2 separate regions of the Homo sapiens genome follow, and region 2 is linked to region 1. A link is an interaction called in ENCODE POLR2A ChIA-PET data of the cell type or tissue named here. Cell type or tissue: CD4-positive, alpha-beta T cell. All regions are shown on one strand. Links, peaks and the distances in the headings refer to the core of each region. The heading gives the core; the rest is flanking DNA.

Evidence for each region. ChIA-PET counts read pairs that join two places held together with the same protein. Peaks named below come from ENCODE experiments on the same cell type or tissue, not always from the same donor. Only the 100,000 strongest peaks of a DNase experiment are listed, where the experiment ranks them.
Region 2: POLR2A ChIA-PET joins it to region 1 with 12 read pairs; 11 of 35 experiments call an interaction of 5 or more read pairs at or near these places.

The regions. Positions count from the first base shown.
Region 1 is chr3:152,194,961-152,203,635 of GRCh38, reverse strand. The region is part of intron 1 of LINC02917 (long intergenic non-protein coding RNA 2917); the gene reads left to right. The region is part of intron 1 of LOC101928166 (a long non-coding RNA gene); the gene reads left to right. Among named protein-coding and RNA genes, the nearest start is that of LINC02917, 6.1 kb to the left of the region's middle. RefSeq lists a silencer at 362-656. In CD4-positive, alpha-beta T cell, for the core only: no CTCF peak of the experiment used is centred there; DNase peaks (open chromatin) are centred at 1,975, 4,005, 4,315, 5,535 and 4 weaker places; H3K4me3 peaks cover 6,157 bases; H3K27ac peaks cover 6,380 bases.
Region 2 is chr3:152,277,144-152,287,598 of GRCh38, reverse strand. All of the region lies in intron 1 of MBNL1 (muscleblind like splicing regulator 1), which reads right to left. Among named protein-coding and RNA genes, the nearest start is that of MBNL1-AS1, 13 kb to the right of the region's middle. In CD4-positive, alpha-beta T cell, for the core only: no CTCF peak of the experiment used is centred there; no DNase peak of the experiment used is centred there; H3K4me3 peaks cover 4,333 bases; H3K27ac peaks cover 5,038 bases.

The sequences.
Region 1 (8,675 bases), core at 1-8,000:
CTTCAGAAAAGTCAGCTCGTTTGAAAAGGAGACCAGGAAATATTGATTGATATAAAAATGAAAGTTCAAGCAGTCGACACTTTTTGTTTTAAATAATGTAGAAGCTAAAAAATAAAATAAATTCACTTTGCCAAAATGCAAGGCATTTTAGGCTCTTATGAAGAAAAAAGTGAATACTAACATGATACTCAGCAAACTGGTTAAAAAAAAGTGGGAAGGGAAGGTTTTTGTTAGAGGACATGTTAGTTTGCTATTAAAAAATATTACTATTCCAAGAAGTCTGGCTAATGCCAGAGACTCTTCATCAGCAAAATAAGAGAAGCATGCTGAGCCTCAAACATATTTCTACACATTTCTTGAAAAAGTCTGAGCAATCTTTAAAACAGGAGTGAAGAGGAGAAAGCCATACCAGTCCTAGTGGTGTCTGAAGTGTCCTCTGGTGATCTCTACCACACTTTGACCACACCTCCATCCCCAGCTGTGTACACATAACAAAGGTTATCAATAAATAATGTATTCATCTACTGGATTGCAGTGAAAGCCCCGATTACTTTTCTCCTATGTTTGGACTAAAGGTATTGGCTTTCTTCAGATATAACCAAGGAATATGAAATGCATTTAGGGAAAAGATCAAAAAGTACATGGAGGCCTGGCTAGTAAGAAGGAATATTATAATTTGCCTTCATATGATAACACTGTAACTGCTTAAGTACTCCTCAAAAATAACTTTTCATGGTATGTCTTTACTGATCCACTAAGAACTCTTACAGTATTAAATATTTTACACTATCAAAATTCTGGAGAATGCATCCTTTCCTATGTAACCCTCTATTTGATAAGATAAAAGAATTTTGCCATTCATTGTGCCTTACACAAATGGTTTATCTTATCAAAACAAATAGTGCTCTAAAAACAGGATTTTTTTTTAAGTAAGCAAGATCTTTTTTAGATGCATGTTTTGTGCCTACATGTGTTCTATATAATCAGCAGTTATAGTCATAATACTTTATGTAATTATTTAATTTCCAAAGTTTTAGCTGACATATAGCAGTATACCTGAAAAATATTAATAAAGCTTTTTGAGCATATTCTCTTTCATCCTCAAAAACAAGGTACCTAATATAATTTTATTATGCTTTGATTTAGAAACCATATTAATTAACCTGTTAGAACACAGAAATGTAGGATTTTAGGGCTGACATGGACATAAGAATTGTTTAGTTCAACTGTCTTTAAAGATTTTGCAAGAGAGGGTCTCTAGATGAAAAATTTGCTTGGATTCACATAGCAGCTGTGAATAAAGAATTGATAGAGGAATTTGAATATGAACAAAGTAATTAAAATTTAAAATCTGAAATATTCTTTCAATGACTATATAAACCTCTGTCCATCTATCATATGTATTTTGTGTAATGTTAGGAAATGGTATTTCCCTTCTTGGAAAATATTTTTAGTACCATAGGAATATAAAGATACAAAAGTCTTTTTTATTTCTGTTTACTCAACAAATATTTATAGAAAATTATTTCCTTCCTAACAATAACAAAATGGTATATCAATGAACATTTTCATAAGAACAATATACAATATAAACTTGTAAAACTATTCATGAGTCACTTAGTGAATGATAGTGAATTTTTGATATTTTAATTAATTCTTCTGTTGCCAAAGCCACAGCTGTACAAACTCTGTAATTATGAGACTGAATATGCATTGTAATTGTGTCTTTTCTCATTAGTTCTATTTTTCAAGCAATGGCAATTTAAATAGATATTTGTATTGCAGTGCTTTTCCCAGGAGAGATTATAAACAAATAAAGCAGGGATAGCTATATGATGAACTATTATGCAGCCATTAAAAACTATGTTATTAAATTATTTTCTAATGACAAAAGAAAAAGAATATGGTATTATTTCAAGTGAAATAACCCATTTAGAAGCCAATTATGATCACACACACACACACACACACACACACACACACACAGTGAAAGGAAGCCAGTGAAAGGAAGCCTGCAAAAAAAAAATTTTTTTTGAGAATACTAACAATGTGGAGGTTTTTCTGAGTTGCAGAATTTTGGAGGACTTTACAAAAATTCTGCATTTTTAGTATTTCCTACAATGAGCATATTTATTCTTATACACAGGAAAGACTAAAACTAATTTCAAAGAAATATAAACAAAAATATGAAAGTATGAAATATGATAATGCAGGTGCAATTTCAGGCTACTTAAACATTGCATTCAGTAGCATCTTTTCTTTAGAGAATGTTAGGATCTGGGCTAATATGTATTTTATAAGAGAGTATGAGACAAAGGCATTTTTGCTCAGTAAAAGATTAGAAGCATTAGAAGCATTGCAAAGCAGAAGAGACCAATGGAACAGGAAACAAAAGTAAAAGAGTTCAGATAAGGGACTGCTGAGAAAAACAAAAGTGAGTTGCTAACAAGTAGTAAGAGCATTTTCTGAGTGTTTTGGCTTATCATATTAACTTAGACAAAGGTAGAAGGAAATAATATTTCTATAACATCTGTAATATGGCAGCGATTATGCTTGAACATTTTATTTATATCAGTTAAATTTAAGTTGGGTCATATAGGTCTGTTTATTCTCATATTACTTAGATATAATTTACCTCACCCTGGTATGTTACTGAGAAAAGCAGACTGACAAGAAGTAATGAAACCATGATTTAAATTTAGCTTAGTTGGCTGCTAAAACTTATGCTCTTTGCATTTTACTTTCCTTTCTCCGGAGTATTTTGATAAAATAATTAAAAGTACTGTCTGTCTTCCAGGATGATAATGGTTCTGTTATTTGACTATCTGAAAAGAATTTGCTAATTTCTTTTTTCAGATAGAAAAGTAGACTTAGGGAGGGGTTTCATGTAGAAACAGTTCTCTCATGTTCTCAATTTTGCGGCTGAGCAGAAGCCAGTGATATAACAAAAACCAAATGGTCACTGGAGAAAGACAGGCCTCTGTTCAGCTCCCAGATCTCACATTTACTAGATATGTGACATCAGGCAAGCTTCTTAATGTTTCTGAGTTTTAGATTCCTATCTGTAAAATGTACTAACAATACCATCTTATAGAATAATTGTGAAGATAAATGAGAAAAACATTTAAAAGATGCCTAGAAGAAATTACAGCATATCATAGACCTCCAATAAATATTGGCTTTCTTTTCCTTAAGTGCCAGCCCTTGGATACTTTTACAACAAGCTATTAATACTTGTTGTCCAGGACTTTTATCAGTTTCTCCTGAGCTTCCTGCAGCAAGTGGCAGCCTACCTCTTAAATTCCTAGGTGTCTGTAATTATTTTTGAAAAGTCCCTCTTTTTGAGATTTTTCACTGTGGCTTTCTCACTAAATTTTCTAATTTTCTCCATGAGCCTCAGTTTTCCGCTATGAAAATATAGAGACCAAATTCAATAAAGTCATAATCAAGTTTGTACTTGGAGTATATAAAAATTTAGAGAAGGACCCTAAGAAATCTTGAAATTCAAGAAGCAGACAGGATGAATCAGGCTCATATCCTTTAATTTTGCTTAAAACTGCGTTTATTATAATTGTTGTTGGTATTACTATTTTATTTTCAACTTGAATACTTTAGGCAGGGGCATACTTCTCTCTTGTCAAAGTTTCACTACATTCTACTGTGACAGCTTCTCATATTTACATTCCTTACCTGCTCTTAATTTAGTTTAAACTCCTCTTTCAATGGTCTCATCAGGAACACTAGCATCACTTAGATAAACACCAGCATCACTTAGAGACGTATTAGAAATTCTAGGACCTAACCCATACCTAGTGAATCAGAAACTTTGTACATAGGGCCCAACAGTCTTATGTTTTATCATCCAGGAATACTAGCTAATTTTTGAGAAGCTCTATTATAAATAATTACAGTTACATCAATGCCAGCCAGCACTCTGCTTTCTTGACAATAACCCAACCCCCAAAACTCCACAACTCCAGCATTTGTTTACTGCACCATGTGACATGATTGCTTTCTTCAGAGCATTTTCAGCAACCCTGTAATGTCTCCGATTAGCCTGTGTACGGAGAGTTCATTTTTGCAATAATCTTATAAAATCACATGCAAAGCATGTGTTTATGCCTTTCTAGTCTTCTTAATCCATTTGCTGTTTACAATACCCATAAGACTTACAGGGAGGTAAGCAGAGTACTTACCTGAGTGTTCTTTTAAAATATTAACACATTAGTCTTTCCTTCTCTTCTGTCAGGAAGCTGTGACTCATTTTACAGATTAAAAAATAAAAACAAAAACTCAACCAAAACAATCAAAACCAACCAACCAAAACAGAAAACCCCCAAAACCAAGTTCTCAAGGTAACAGAGATTTAAACGGTACATAAATGTTTAAGGTGATATTAAGGGGGATGCCTATATTACACAGGCATATTTGATATCAGCAACTTTTTGGCTTATGGAACAGAGTTTTTGTCTTGTCTTTTTCTAACATCAACATAAACACAAAGTGATGAGCTTCTTCAATTTTTAACATGACTAGTCAATGTGAAATAAAGCAAATATGCTTGTAAAACAATAGGAAATAAAAGAGAGCAAAACTTTCTTTAGATTCACATTTATAAATGTTGCTTTGTTTCACTTGATATTCTCTTCCACAGTTTTTTTTTTTCTAAGTCAAAGAAGCTGTTAACATTACTGATTGAAAGTCCTATTTGCTTCTTCAAGACATGGGAAACTGTGGGCCAGGCAGTCAGAATCTAAATTGTGTTACCTTGTCCAAAGCTTGATGGTGCCCTCACTGATGCTAGCACTAGCTAAAATGTGTTTGTTGACTGCTTACTCATCCTACTCAATGTGAGGAGCCGTTTCAATGAATTTTCTCATTTATTAAGGGTAGATATTTTTCCTAAAGTCAGTCAGACCATATACCTTCTGTGTCTCAATTATTTATGTGGAAGCAAGGGAAAAGTTAGGAACATTTTGCCAAGAGATTTTTTAATATAAGGAACAAAAGTTTAATACAAAAAGAAGTGAATGTGATGCAATTACTATGATAGATAAACAGAATTTCTTTGCAAAATAATATTTATTCTTCATCTCCTAATCAGCTTGCAGCAAAGCCAATTTTTTTTCCACCATGAGATAACAAAAAATATCTAGGAATATTGTTTACATTACCTGTGGCACACATGTTTCTTTTTTCAAATCTCAGGAATAGTGTCTATAATATGCTTGGCATGAGAAAAAAATATTTTTGTATGCCTGCTGCTTTACATAGTTAGGTTCATGCATTGAATATTCTTCTGAATAATTATCAAAGTAGAGGATAGAGCACTAAAAGTTATTTTTGGGGCTTGTCAAATACAATTTACGGGAGGCCGTTGGTTTGAACTGAGCTCCTGTACTAGGCCCAAGAGACCAAACCAAAATGGAATTATTCACGTTAAAGCTCCATACTACCAAGCTGAAACCAAGTTGTTTATCTAACCTTCCAAGCAATCAGGAGAGAGAGAGATAATATTCAAATCCCCAAACAGGCCAGTTTCAGTGGGCATGACAAGGAAGTCCCCTTCACTTTAACCTTTAACTTTGAAGCAACCAATCCATTTTTTTTGTTGTTGTTCTGTTTCTTCTTTCTTCAGCCCTTTTCTGTCTATAAAGCCAAATTTCTCTGCTTGGCTCATCAAAACATCCATTCTATTTTATAAAACAACGTGTTGCCTGATGCTAGAATCACAAGTAAAAGCTAATTAAGATCTTAATTAAATTTGTGGTAATTTTGTCTTGTGACAGGTATATTTTCTTATTATTTTCATCATCACCACTCAGTACAGTTATAGGATGCATGTTGAAATCATAAATGATTGCTAATATACATTAGTTTGATTTATCATTTGTGTAGTTTGTTTGAAAGAAAGTCTCAAAATGGATGAAGGATCTGAAGTAGACTATTATTCATCTTCAGAGATTAAGTAGTAAGAGTTTAAAACTGAGCAGCAACACAAAATAACCCTATTAGGAATGACATCTGAGTCACAAACCCAGCAATAGAAACCCTTGAGTTTTAAAGCATGTGCTGTAATCGTTGAGTTTCAACAATCTTTTTACTATCGTCCAACTTCGCATGCCACATTCAACAGCAATATGCCAAGATGTGAAATGATCAGCCTATCATAGAGTGCACAGAAATAATTTCTTTTCTACATTATTCTAGCATTTTTTTCTCCCTTTAATGGAAGTAGTGGTTGCACTTTTGCCTTATATCAACATTAGAAAGGCAATTTAATAAACCTCTTAGATGCTGATTAAACACACAAAAAAATTTTGTTTCATTTGTTTCTGTTTCATACATCTAATTTATTTTTAAAAAGCCTTTTCCAAGGATGGACTTATTTTATTTTTTAATTTTTTTTTAAATCCCCAATTTTTTTCTTTTTGGTGGGGGTGAGGATTTTCTTTCTCTGCTGAAACACTTCATTTCAAAATGTGCTCAGATGCCTCTAAGTAATATGAATTCTAGTGAATGGTAACGTTTGTATAATCCATTTAAAAAATCACTCCAAAAAACACATTATCAAAGATTTAGTCTCTCTTTGCAGTTCTGTTAGCTAACATGACTGAAAATGAAACTTGCATGTCGTTAGTGTAGACTGAACTTAAGCATGTTTCTCAACTTTTAAGTTCCTGTTTTAGGCAAATGTACTGTAGTTAATAGTTTATTAATTCAACAGAAGATTAGAAAAAAAGGAGAAGGGTTGTTTTTTTTTTTAAATTTTCCCCAAAACTGACAAGTTAGATGACTAAATTAAATCACTCTATTAACAAAATTTCAAGTATTTTTCTTGTCTTCATCTTTGCTCCTATATCTCCTCCCCAAATCCTCTCTCTCAATTCAAATTCATGCCTTAACTTTCTTTAAATATACTGCCTAGACAATCATCTCTCCCATAAAGCGCTTCAATCAAGCCCGTAAGTTGCTTAGAAGCACTTCTGTTCAAAATACAATTTTGTATTTTCTTATATATATTTTTTAAACAGTTACCTGCTTAAAAAAGTCTAACAACAACCTTCCCCATTCATTACTTACTAAATGACATAGAAACTCCCCAATTAGGGTCTCAAGTATTTCTACAATATGGCTTTCTTCATCAAGCAGTTTAATTCCTTCTATTTAATTCCTTCTACAATATGGCTTCCCCACCAAGCACTTCAATTCCTTCTATTTCCTAGTATAAGTCAAAACCCACTTTCCAGACAAACTGGGCTCTTCGCTATTTTCCTTTTTCTTTTTTGAGACGGAGTCTCCCTCTTTTGCCCACTCCGGAGTGCAGTGGCGCGATCTCGGCTCACTGCAAGCTCTGCCTCCTGGGTTCACGTCATTTTCCTGCCTCGGCCTACCGAGTAGCTGGGACTACAGAAGCCCGCCACCATGCCCGGCTAATTTTTTGTATTTTTAGTAGAGGCAGAGTTTCACCATGTTTGCCAGGATGGTCTGGATCTCCTGACCTCGTGATCCGCCCGCCTCGGCCTTCCAAAGTGCTGGGATTACAGGCGTGAGCCACCAAGCCCGGCCAACTATTTTCTAATAACTTAACAGGTTTGTTCAGTCTTTTTATTTACACTTACTCCCTTTTAACTTCTTATTGCTTATGTCCACTTCCATTAGGATTTTCATTTAATGATATTTATTTAACAAATACCTATTAAGTGCCACCCTGGGCCTAGTCCTAAAATAGGAAGTGGGGAGATGCCAGTGAACAGCAATGAAGGATGCTTCCCTGCATTCATGGAGTTTTTAGTAAATGAAAACAAAACACCGGCCGGGCACAGTGGCGCACGCCTGTAATCCCAGCACTTTGGGAGGCCGAGGTGGGTGGATTACCAGATCAGGAGATCGAGACCATCCTGGCTAACACGGTGAAACCCTGTCTCTACTAAAAATACAAAAAATTAGCTGGGCGTGGTGGCGGGTGCCTGTAGTCTCAGCTACTCAGGAGGCTGAGACAGGAGAATCACTTGAACCCAGGAGGCGGAGGCTGCAGTGAGCTGAGATCGCCACTGCACTCCAGCCTGGGCAACAGAGTGAGGCTCCATCTCAAAACAAAACAAAACAAAAAACAAAAAACACCAACTTAAATATAAAACTAAAAACTTATGATAGACACTTGGAAGGCAAGATCTGGAGAGTTATGAGAGTGAAACTGGCGATCTAATTCAATCTCTCAGTTGGTAAAACTGTGAGACCTGAAGCATGGGCAGGATTAGCCAAGCAAAGATTCGATGGAAATCAGTTCAGTCATAAAGAACAGCATTTTCAAATGCACTGAAGTTTATAAAAAACACAAGTGTGTCCATTACATAGTGTGAGGGAATTGCCCATAGAGAGAATACACTTCCCAGGTAGCCAAAGTGGATATACTCCTTCATTTCTTCTTCTAACCTGAGTAATGAATATTTTTAATGTAATTAACAACACTTACAGATTTTAGGTATGATCCTAGATTGTAAACTGCTTGGAGGCAAGATCTATTTATTTTTAATTTTTTAAATGTTTATTTTTGTTAATAAAGATAACTTATTCATCTTTTGTTGAAATGGGGTCTCACCATGTTGCCCAGGCTGGTCTCAAACTCCTGGGCTCAGGTGATCCTTCTGCCTCAGCCTCCCAAAATGTTGGAA
Region 2 (10,455 bases), core at 2,456-10,455, 82 kb before region 1:
TACCGTTCCTGGGACCTACCCTAGACCTACTGAGGATAGAAACCAGGAATCTATGTTTTCCCAGGTTATTTTTAATTCCATTAAATTTTGGCAACCATAATCAATCAAGGCTAAAATATTATTCTTACCAGAGACTGCTTACTGTGTTTCTACCCTATAACTTTACCTAAGAAACCAGAGTATCTTCTCTGATAAAATGTCCTGTTTAAAGATTTGGTGACACAATCTTTGATTATATTCCATCGACTACTTCAGCAAGGTAGTATGCTTATAAAATGTTACAAAAAAGCTCTGTTATGATTATTAATATTATTTTAAATCATGCATGCCACTGCACATCACTCTAAGATACTACACCATATACAACCATTTTTTTTTTTTTTTGAGACGGAGTCTCACACTGTCACCCACGCTGGAGTGCAGTGGTGTGATCTCGGCTCACTGCAAGCTCCACCTGGGTTCATGCCATTCTCCTGCCTCAGCCTCCTGAGTAGCTGGGACTACAGGCACCCACCACCACACCCGGCTACTTTTTGTATTTTCAGTAGAGACGGGGTTTCACCATGTTAGCCAGGATGGTCTCAATCTCCTGACCTCGTGAGCCACCCGCCTCGGCCTCCCAAAGTGCTGGGATTACAGGCATGAGCCACCACGCCCGGCCACCATATACAACTATTAATCATGCCTCAAACCATTTATGTTTTAGTTCTGCCCAGCAGTTCACTACAACTTAGCATGCAAAAGCTACTTCACTGGTAAAAAAATCCCTCACAACATTTAAAGGAATACATTGGACAAATTAAAAGAGCAATCATGTAGCAATCTCAAAACTTTCCATACTTTCCTATCTAATGTCTAATGAACTATCATATAAAATCACACACAAATAAAATGCTTTACAGATTGTGATATTTAGGTTCCTTATTTATTGCTTATAATAAGAACAATTTATAACAATAAAATTATTTTGCAAAAAAGATAAACAAGGAACCTATTCAACCTATAAAATATAATTAAATATTTATATTATAAATAAAATATAAATATTTATATTATAAATAAAATATATTTATATTATAAATAAAATATAAATATTTATATTATAAATAAAATATATTTATATTATAAATAAAATATATTTATATTATAAATAAAATATAAATATTTATATTATAAATAAAATATAAATATTTATATTATAAATAAAATATAATTAAATATTTATATTATAAATAAAATATAAATATTTATATTATAAATAAAATATAATTAAATATTTGTATTATAAATAAAATATAATTAAATATTTGTATTATAAATAAAATATAAAATAAGGATTAATGTGTGTATGTGTGTGCCCCCAAAGAATAAGGAAAAACATTTACATTGGATTTAGTCAAATCGTTTTCTTCATATACAACAAAAACCTAGTCCTTGGAATTTAAATTAAAGTAAAACCTCTGTGTTAAAGTTAATGGGGGAAAAAGAACCACTTTTATCCTGGATAAAACTAAAAATGTATGCTCCTTCATTACATAATGCCCCTTAAAAAGATTAATTTTTGAAAAGTTGGCTTGTGCTACATTCTATACATGTACTGAGCTTTCTTTCTGGCTTATACATAAAATCTGCAAGGTGTTCATTTGGTTCTTTAATTAAAAAAAAAAAAGTTTCAGGATGGACACAGTGGCTCATACCTATAATCGCAGCACTTTGAGAGACCAAGGCGGGAGTACTGCTTGAGCCCAAGAGTTCGAGACCAGCCTGAACAACACAGTGAGACCTCCGTCTCTACAGAAAATACAAAAATTAGCCAGGCATGGTGGTGCATGCCTGCAGTACAAGCTACTTGGAAGGCTGAGGCAGGAGGATTGTTTGAGCCCGGGAGGCCACAGTAAGATGAGATCATGCCACTGCACTCCAGCCTGGGCAACAGAGGGAGACCCTGTCTCAAAAAAAAAAAAAAAAATTGAAAAAAAAAAAGTTTCCACTGAAGAAGCCAAGCATAGAAATTTACTTTCCCAACAACTTATACATTCTATTATTCAAAAATAGCAAATAATATTTTATATGTTGACATACAATTTATTTTCATCCTAATTACTATTTGTTCCTCACAACTCTAAGAGATGGTTGGTTATATTATTTTGCTCATTTGTGAACAAATAAATTGAGGCGAGGCTTGCATGGTTAAGTGACTGACCCATTAAAATCCCTATGCTAAATAAATGGAAGAACCAGAACTCCAAATCAGCTCTTCTGATTTCAAATGTAAAACTTCATTCACGATACACGATACATGCTAGCAATTTAATACCAAACTTGGTAGAAATGACAATGACTACTAATATATACAACAGAAGCCAAAAGAAGGGAGAGAGATAGGGGGTGAGTGGGATTTATTGGAGGTACCACTACTGCATTGCTTGTGGTTAGCTCAGAGTGAGGTGTGTGTAAGTGAAGGAGAAACCCCTGAATATTGATTCTAGAGAAGATAAGATGGTCTCTTTTACAGAGCTGAGAACGGATGCTATTGCTCTTTTATGTCCATGGGGTAGACACTAAACATTAATAATGTATACCTGGAGACAAGAAAATTCTACACTTCAGATACAAATGTCTTCTCAATTAAGATTGTTAATCAATTTTGAATAGATTATGAAGTTCTAGATACTCCGTAGCTGATTTTGAAAGATTAATTGTCAAGGAAGTGGTCTTTGAGCATGATTTTTTTAAATTTATTCATCAGCCCTCCGAGCAACAGGAGCCTACATTTTCTTCAGAGCTTTTCTTAGAGAAGCTTAAAATATGTCTGCAGAAAACTTCCACGTAGGTAAAATGCAATGCCGCTTTAAAAGTATAAAACTGATGTATGCTGACTATGCACACAGTAAGACTGATCTAGATAAACTGCTAAAACAGTATCTGAAGAGCAATGAAGGAGACAGAATACTGTCTGAAACATTTCAAAGCAATATAGTCAGGCCAATTTTTTATCAGGGTGGTGCAAAAGTAATTTCAGTTTTTGCGATCTTTTTTTAAAACTGCAATTACTTTTGCACCAACCTAATTAACAGCTGATAAAACCATTAAAAATCTGTCAGAAAGAAAGCACTGAGGGTTTGAAATGACATAAAGGATTTTTTTCTTTTACATGTACTAAAGCTGTTCTCTATTAATATTGGTTACTTTTTGGCACAGAGAAATCACAAATATTAAGCTGACTTATAAAAAGAAAACCCAAAGTCAAAACAATTAAAAAAAATTATAATCTTGGTTCTGCTGTCTCAAAATATTTCCTTTGAGAAAAATTACAGGAGTGTGTTTCTCTAATTGTGCTTCTTTTTTTAGGTTTTCTTTCTTTGTTCCCTACTATCCTAGGAAAAGAAATGTTTTCCTTCAAGAAATTCAAATACATTCAACAGTAACTTTATTAAATGAATATATTCATTAACAATATATAATACACATAAAATATGTGTATTGATTATATTAACTGTGTATTGACCACCTTTTATATGTAGCCTAGATATAGCGAGAATACTTGGATCCAGCCTTTAAGAATTTGATGTTTAATTAAAGGTATAAAACTAACACACAAATAACTATATATAAAAAAGGAAGCGAGAAGTACACAGTAGAGGTAACAAGAAAGCTTGGTAAGTTAAAGAGAGAGGTCAAGGTTAGTTTCAAAAGGGATAAGAAATGGAAGGTTGGTCTGGAAGGACAAGTTTCATTTGGTTAGAGACAAAAAGGAGTAGAAATCCAAACTGTAGAAATCCAGACAGTAATGGCAGGGATGTGGGAAAGCACTGCATATCAACACTGGAAGAACTGGTCTGTATGGAACACCTGTATGTAATGGGGCTGGCAGAAGATGACCCTGGAACTTTGGGCTGAAGCCAAATCAGTAAGGGCCTTAAAGGCAGGCTAAAGAATTCAGCCTTCACTTTTTTAGTAATTGGAATTCACCCATTCAAGACTTCACCCAAGGGCAGAGTCAGTATATTTAACTAAACACCCAAAGGGCTAAGAATAAGACAGTGTATGGGATCTGAAGAAATCTTATTAAATAAACTCAGGACTTTTTCACTTCCTAAAGCTTCTGCTTCAGTTGCCAGGAAGCTGAGAGATAAATTTAGTGCTCAATTTCATCATAAGTACTTGTTTCATTTCTTTGCCTTCTAATTGATTAAAAACACCACCACCAACAACAACAACAGTCCTATCTGATGTGCACTTTACTTTTGTAAGCTTGATGGGGTATATATCACACGTAAATAAAATTAAAGTAACATTTGTCTTGATACCAGGGAAAGTTGTAGATGCAACACTTAGGTTTCAGAAGAGAGAAGGTAATTTATAATTTCCCCACCAAGTAAAGCTCATTCCCCAATAAACATTACAATGAAAGATGGCTGCATTGAATTAAAAAACTCAGTTACTGCAGTTGGTGATTGCTCTAAAATCTACAAGCACTGGGTTCAGCAACCTATCTTCCTGCCTGGCTGTCCAGTTTGACCTTCCATGTGAATCTGTGCTCCTATCATGATGCCAAAATGACCTTCTGAAACTTACAAGGCTTCCAAAGCTGCAGATATTTTCAGCTGTATCAGCCCTGGCTGTCACAGCATTCTGCATAGTGAGTGGCAAAACTGGAGCCTCCTGTACTGGCCTGACCTTTTAAACTCACAATATTTTGCTGCTACTCAAAATGAGTTTTCTCTTCCCGTATTATTTTGTGATGCTATTTCTCTTGTTTAATTGTAAAGCATTGATTCTAAGCATAAAATGGCATTTTTCTTTACATGAAAATAAAATCCTTCCTTCGTGCATAGTAAATCTAACATTGGTAGATGCTGTAAAATAAATATTTACTGGCATCTAGATGCTGTAAAATAAATATTTACTGGCATCTATAAATAATTTTTTTTTAATTATTGAAAATCTTGTGGCAACAAAACCTAATAAAATGTCACTATTTCTGCAATGGCCAATTTGAAAATTGAGAGATGTCTAAATTTTATAACTGTTTACTATCTGTTTATGTTTACCATTATGTATTCAATATCTAGCACAGTGCCTAGAATATTAAAAATTCAAATTAATATTAGGTGAATGTAACAGAATCTGCATGTTTAATATATTTCATTTACCACAGTACTATTAAACTGAAATACAGGTGCTTAATTTTCTTGCCAAAAAATTAGTATATTAGCATGGAATCTTTAATCTGAATACACACACACACACATGTCCCTAAGAATTCTTGGTACTTAAAGGTAAAATCATTTTCAAATCCATTGATATCAGGTCACTGACAAGCTGAAAACTGTTATATGAATAAGTTAAAACTTTAAATTTGCATAGGTATATTAGAATACCTTTATTTTGTTTCTAATTAGGGTCTGTGGATACTATATTTTCACAAGCCCATACTTGTATTCAATACAGGGAATCACAAAATGGTATCAATATTTCAGAGCAAATTTGTCAACTAACGCATTAGTTGGAGAATGGATCCCTTAGCTTCATACATTTATTCTATTTCATTTTTAGCTACAACTTGTGTACCACTTCACAATCATTTATGGAATATATATATAGACACATAGGGATATGACACAAAAACATGCACACATACACACATGGACATGCTCTAATTATTAAGGATTTGGGGGAAAGTGAGAAAAGTTTATCGGAAATCTCCAAGTGAATGTAGAGCTATTAAATTTTCAATGATATGTTTGTCTATTTTAATGTTGGCAACAGATTTCTATGTTTTAGTGATGAAAAAATGAATTGAATTACCCTAATATCTTCAATAATGCAGCTGAATAGATTACAAGAGCATTTGAAACTCTTTTGGGGCTCAAGGCACTTCTTAAAAGGTGCCATTCAGCAAAGCCATCCAACAGAGCAATTGACAGAGTGCTATGTCACTCAGAAGCGACATCAGAAACTTCACAGGTGGTAATGATTTTGAGTCTAAAAGTAGATTTTGCTGATCTTGGCGAGTGCTGGGGCAGAGGGTATTAGGTATGAGTAGAACTAATACTGAGCAAACCACACAGGCAGATTAGGCCATTTGATATACCCCTCCTTTCAAAGCTAGTGAAACTTCAAAGTCCATTCCATAGTCTGCTCTTTCATGACCATAATGCTTAAAAAAAACCTCTTCCACATCTTATCTTCTTCACTGAGTCTTTCCAGAATTAACTTGGAGTAGGTCCCAAATCTACATGCAATGAGTATTTGTGTGCCTAATTCATACCATACTGATGGAAATAAACAAGCAGAAAAACAGCAAAACTCCTGGGTTGAGATCTCAGCTCTCACAGTAGTACCTTATCATATGACCCTTGAGCAAATCCCCTAACCTTAATCTTTCCAAGCCTCAATCTTCTCACTTGGGAGCCAGAAAGATAGCAATGCCTAAATCACACAGAATTGTGTAAGAGCTATGGGATCACACATGTAAAATAATAAGTTCCTACGAAGAAAGTAGCTATTTTAATAATTACTAGAATGGCTAAAGCTCGAGTCTTTTGTTGTTTTGCTTTTATTATTTCACTTATGAATGGACCTTTTTCTATAGGCCATAAACTTCAGAAAATCAGAAACCATATTCTTAATTTGTCTTAAAAATTTCAATTAAAATCTTATAGTAAAACTTTATATGTAATGGGCTTTAAACAAATATTTATGAATAAAAATGAATAATAATAAGCAATAAAATCCTGAATTTTCTAAACTAGAATGCAGATTAAATCTTGGAAACAACAACACGTCACAGCTGAATGGGGTCTTATAGAAGAATATGCACAGTTGCACTTTCACCATTTCAAAGTCTGGAAGCTGGCCTACAAAATACAGCTTTATTTCCTGTGCAGAAAGAAAAGCTGGAGGAAAAAGAGAATCATGTGCATATTTAAAATTCTCTGTCATTAATGTTAAATACAACGCACCTCTCTCTGACTGATTTTTCTTTTCTGTTAACATAAACGTTAACCTGAGTGTTTTAACCTGCTTCCAATCAAGAATTTAGCATGAGGAAGATTCAGATGAACCGTATGTGCCCACCTTTCTCCAAAACTGCCAGCATCAGAAATAAATTAATTTCTTCTGTCTAGTCCAGGATGATACTATGCTGGCATCACACTTATTTACCAAATACTTGAACAGAAAAACTAAATGGTGTACATATCAAATCACATCATTTTAATAAATTATGAGTTGATTTTGTCTCTTCTCCAATATATACAAAGTATCTAAAGAGTTAACCTGTCTACCGAATGGTTTTAGGCAAATTCCACACTCTGCCCACAAACAGCTTATTCTTGGCTTCTTTGTGCCCACTTTGTTTTGCCCGTCCATTATTTGTGAATATTTCTATCACTATACTGGAAATTACTTTGAGAACAGGCACATCTTACCTCTTTTTCCTCCAAAGGGTATAGCATGATACATGGCACACTGGCACTGCAATCAATATTTGCTATTAAGGATGCTTTCTTTTGCAGCCAAAAGCAAAGACTTTCATTTTATATAAATAAATTTTTCTCTAAAAACACATAATCACATAATTTTATTTGCCATATGTTCTAAATAGCTCTATGAAGAGAGGAATTTGTTAGCAAAGTGACAGGTCTCCAACAGCACAACTCTACAATTAACAGCTTATCTTTTAAAGTCACAGGCTACATCACATGTAAAGTTACAGAGAGCAGAGACTGATGTATAAATTAGATGATGTAACATAAAAGCATAAAATAATCAAACAACCATGATCTATAAACTTTTGCCCCTATCATTTCTTGGTGAAAATTTTATAGCCTCATACTATTGGTGAGAAAGTACATTATCTTCAAACTTCACAAGCTTCCTCTGAGGGAATCCCAAATGGGTCTACCTACTGCGAAATGCACTGTTACAACATCATGATACTGCAACTCCATACCATATCTACTGAAGATGGGAGGCCTAGTTTGTTTTATTTTTTTTACAAATCCAAGAAACAGAGTATAAGCATTTGTCAAACGATACGCTATTTGTAACCCATCATCAAAGCAAAAAAGATGAAAATACATTTGACAGCCTTTTAAATAAAATTTCTATCTTCTTGACTTATGTCAGTTGTTGTATGGGTGAAGTTTTAAAATTACTATGTCATAAACATGCCACACTCATTCCCAACAGAATCATGGGATGGGGAGGGATGGGGTTGGGGAATGCTGGTTTTGAAGTATGAAAAGACCTGGCTTCTGTTCAGTTCGGCTGATCACCAGCTATGTGGATTTAGGCAAATAAGATAATTTCTCTAAGTCTGTGTCCTCTAAGAGGATGATGATTCCTGACTCACCGGCCCAATTCATTCATTGTCTACTATCACTACCAGGTTGTCTATCTGTTTTTTTCCAAAAACAACATAAGCTAGCAAGGCCTCACATAGAAAAGACGCTGCTCAAATATGGTAGCTTTCATCACTACTTCCACCTTATTCTTACTATGTCACTCCATATTCCGAAAAGAGTGCTTAATCTTTGGGCCTATGACAGATGCCCCCTCTTCCCCACAGCATTCCCTTGCCATTCAGTTCCACAAAAACTTCCTTCTTTGAATTTCCTTCCCTCTTTCAGTTTCCTCCTTTGGTACTAACTTGTATAGTGCCTTGCATTAAGTTTTCAAGTCTTTCTCCTCAACCCAATTGTATGTCAAAGAAGGAAAGACACTATGTAATTATACTTTCGATCTCCCTCTTGTGACCTACTACAATCCTTTGACTTTAAACGTGCTCAGAATATGTTTGTTAACTGATTATTTAGCAAAACACAAAAGATGAATTCATTCCTCTATGACCTGATTGTTAACATGGCAAAGTAATGTTTTAAGGGAAAAGACCTCAGCACTTAGTAAACTTTAATCAACTACAGAGGAATAGGCATAATACTATTCTTCCTAAATTAATTGCTCCCAATAAAATATTTACTTTTAAAATCTCAGTCCTCAAAACTATATCACTCTGAGAAAGTCATTTCCCGTAGGCAATTTTCAGCAAATGTGGTCCCCCAGAAAGCATTATGCAGAATTCTACTTGAGTATATTTTTTCTAAAGTCTTTCCTATTGAAGGAAAAAATATATATTTTTCTATTGTTAGGCACTTCTCAAATTATTTTTTGGAAAGGTCATGCAATGCTTCAGAGAGACTACTCCTGGATCAAAGATTTTCTTGTATCCTCCGTCGTTCACTTTTGCTATGCTTATCAAACCTCTTAAAAGTCTTTTGGAAGAGGTACCTAAGACCAAATGCCTTATCTGAATGCCACTAGGTAGACAATGCAGTTTTTCCTGAATGTTACAGCAATGAAGTTCAAATAATGGCTCAAAATACTTTGGAATAAATTTGTCTAGTTAAAATTAGCCCAATGACAGAATAATAAAGAAGGCAAAGAATATCCAATACTACTTAATCTTAGTTACTTAAAAATTAGCATTTTCTAAGCATTATCTTAATGACATAGCTAAATAGATTTTCACCATACTGTATAGCACAAGGCAAAAACTAGATAGGAAAAAAAGTCTAATAATAGAAAAAGGCATGTAATAAGTGTGACTTTCACATAATACTAACAAAGGCAAAATAAAATACTGTCAACATTATTCTCTAGTTTATAGAAACATGCTATATTTAAAGACATAAATAGTGTAATTTCTGTATTATTTTTATGGACACGGGCAATCTAAATAACTAATAAGTTGTAAATATTTATAAATAGAATATTTTTCTTGAAAACTGTCTTTATTTCATGGGAATTTTTCTCTGTATATTAAATAAAACATAATCTATCAATGTTCTGACATTTTCTGTTTAAACTATTTTAAACCATTTATTTGTAAAAAGCTTGTAAGGTCCTCAAACTAAAAAGACATGTAAGTATTCCAATAAAGCTTTCTATTCTATTTGAAATATAACTATCCTCCTACTCCAGATAACCATTAACCAAAAGCAACTGTTTATTGATTCCTGTATGTAAATCATTCTGTTTATAATAGTGACTGATTATTAAGGATTTTTAGTTCCAGGAAAAAGAATGCCCTGGTTATACTGATACCTTCCCTAAAATAGCAAGGTCTGAGAAGTATAAATGTCAGCCACATTGAGCACATGGCAAACTTGTTTTATCATGTATCTATCTGCCACCTTGTTTATCACTAAGGATAGGTTACACAGGCATTCTGAGCATGGACTTTAATAAGAGAGGAGAACTGCCTGGTTGACATTGAGACATTTCTCAGCAAATAACAAAATAGGCCTAACGTTGAAATTATGTTTACTTTAAAATTACCAATTTGGGACAAAGAATTTGGTGACCTTTAGATCACCATCCAGTGCTTTGAAAGAGCTTAGCACAGAAATGAAATGTTTTAAGAAATTAACATGTATCTTCTACTTA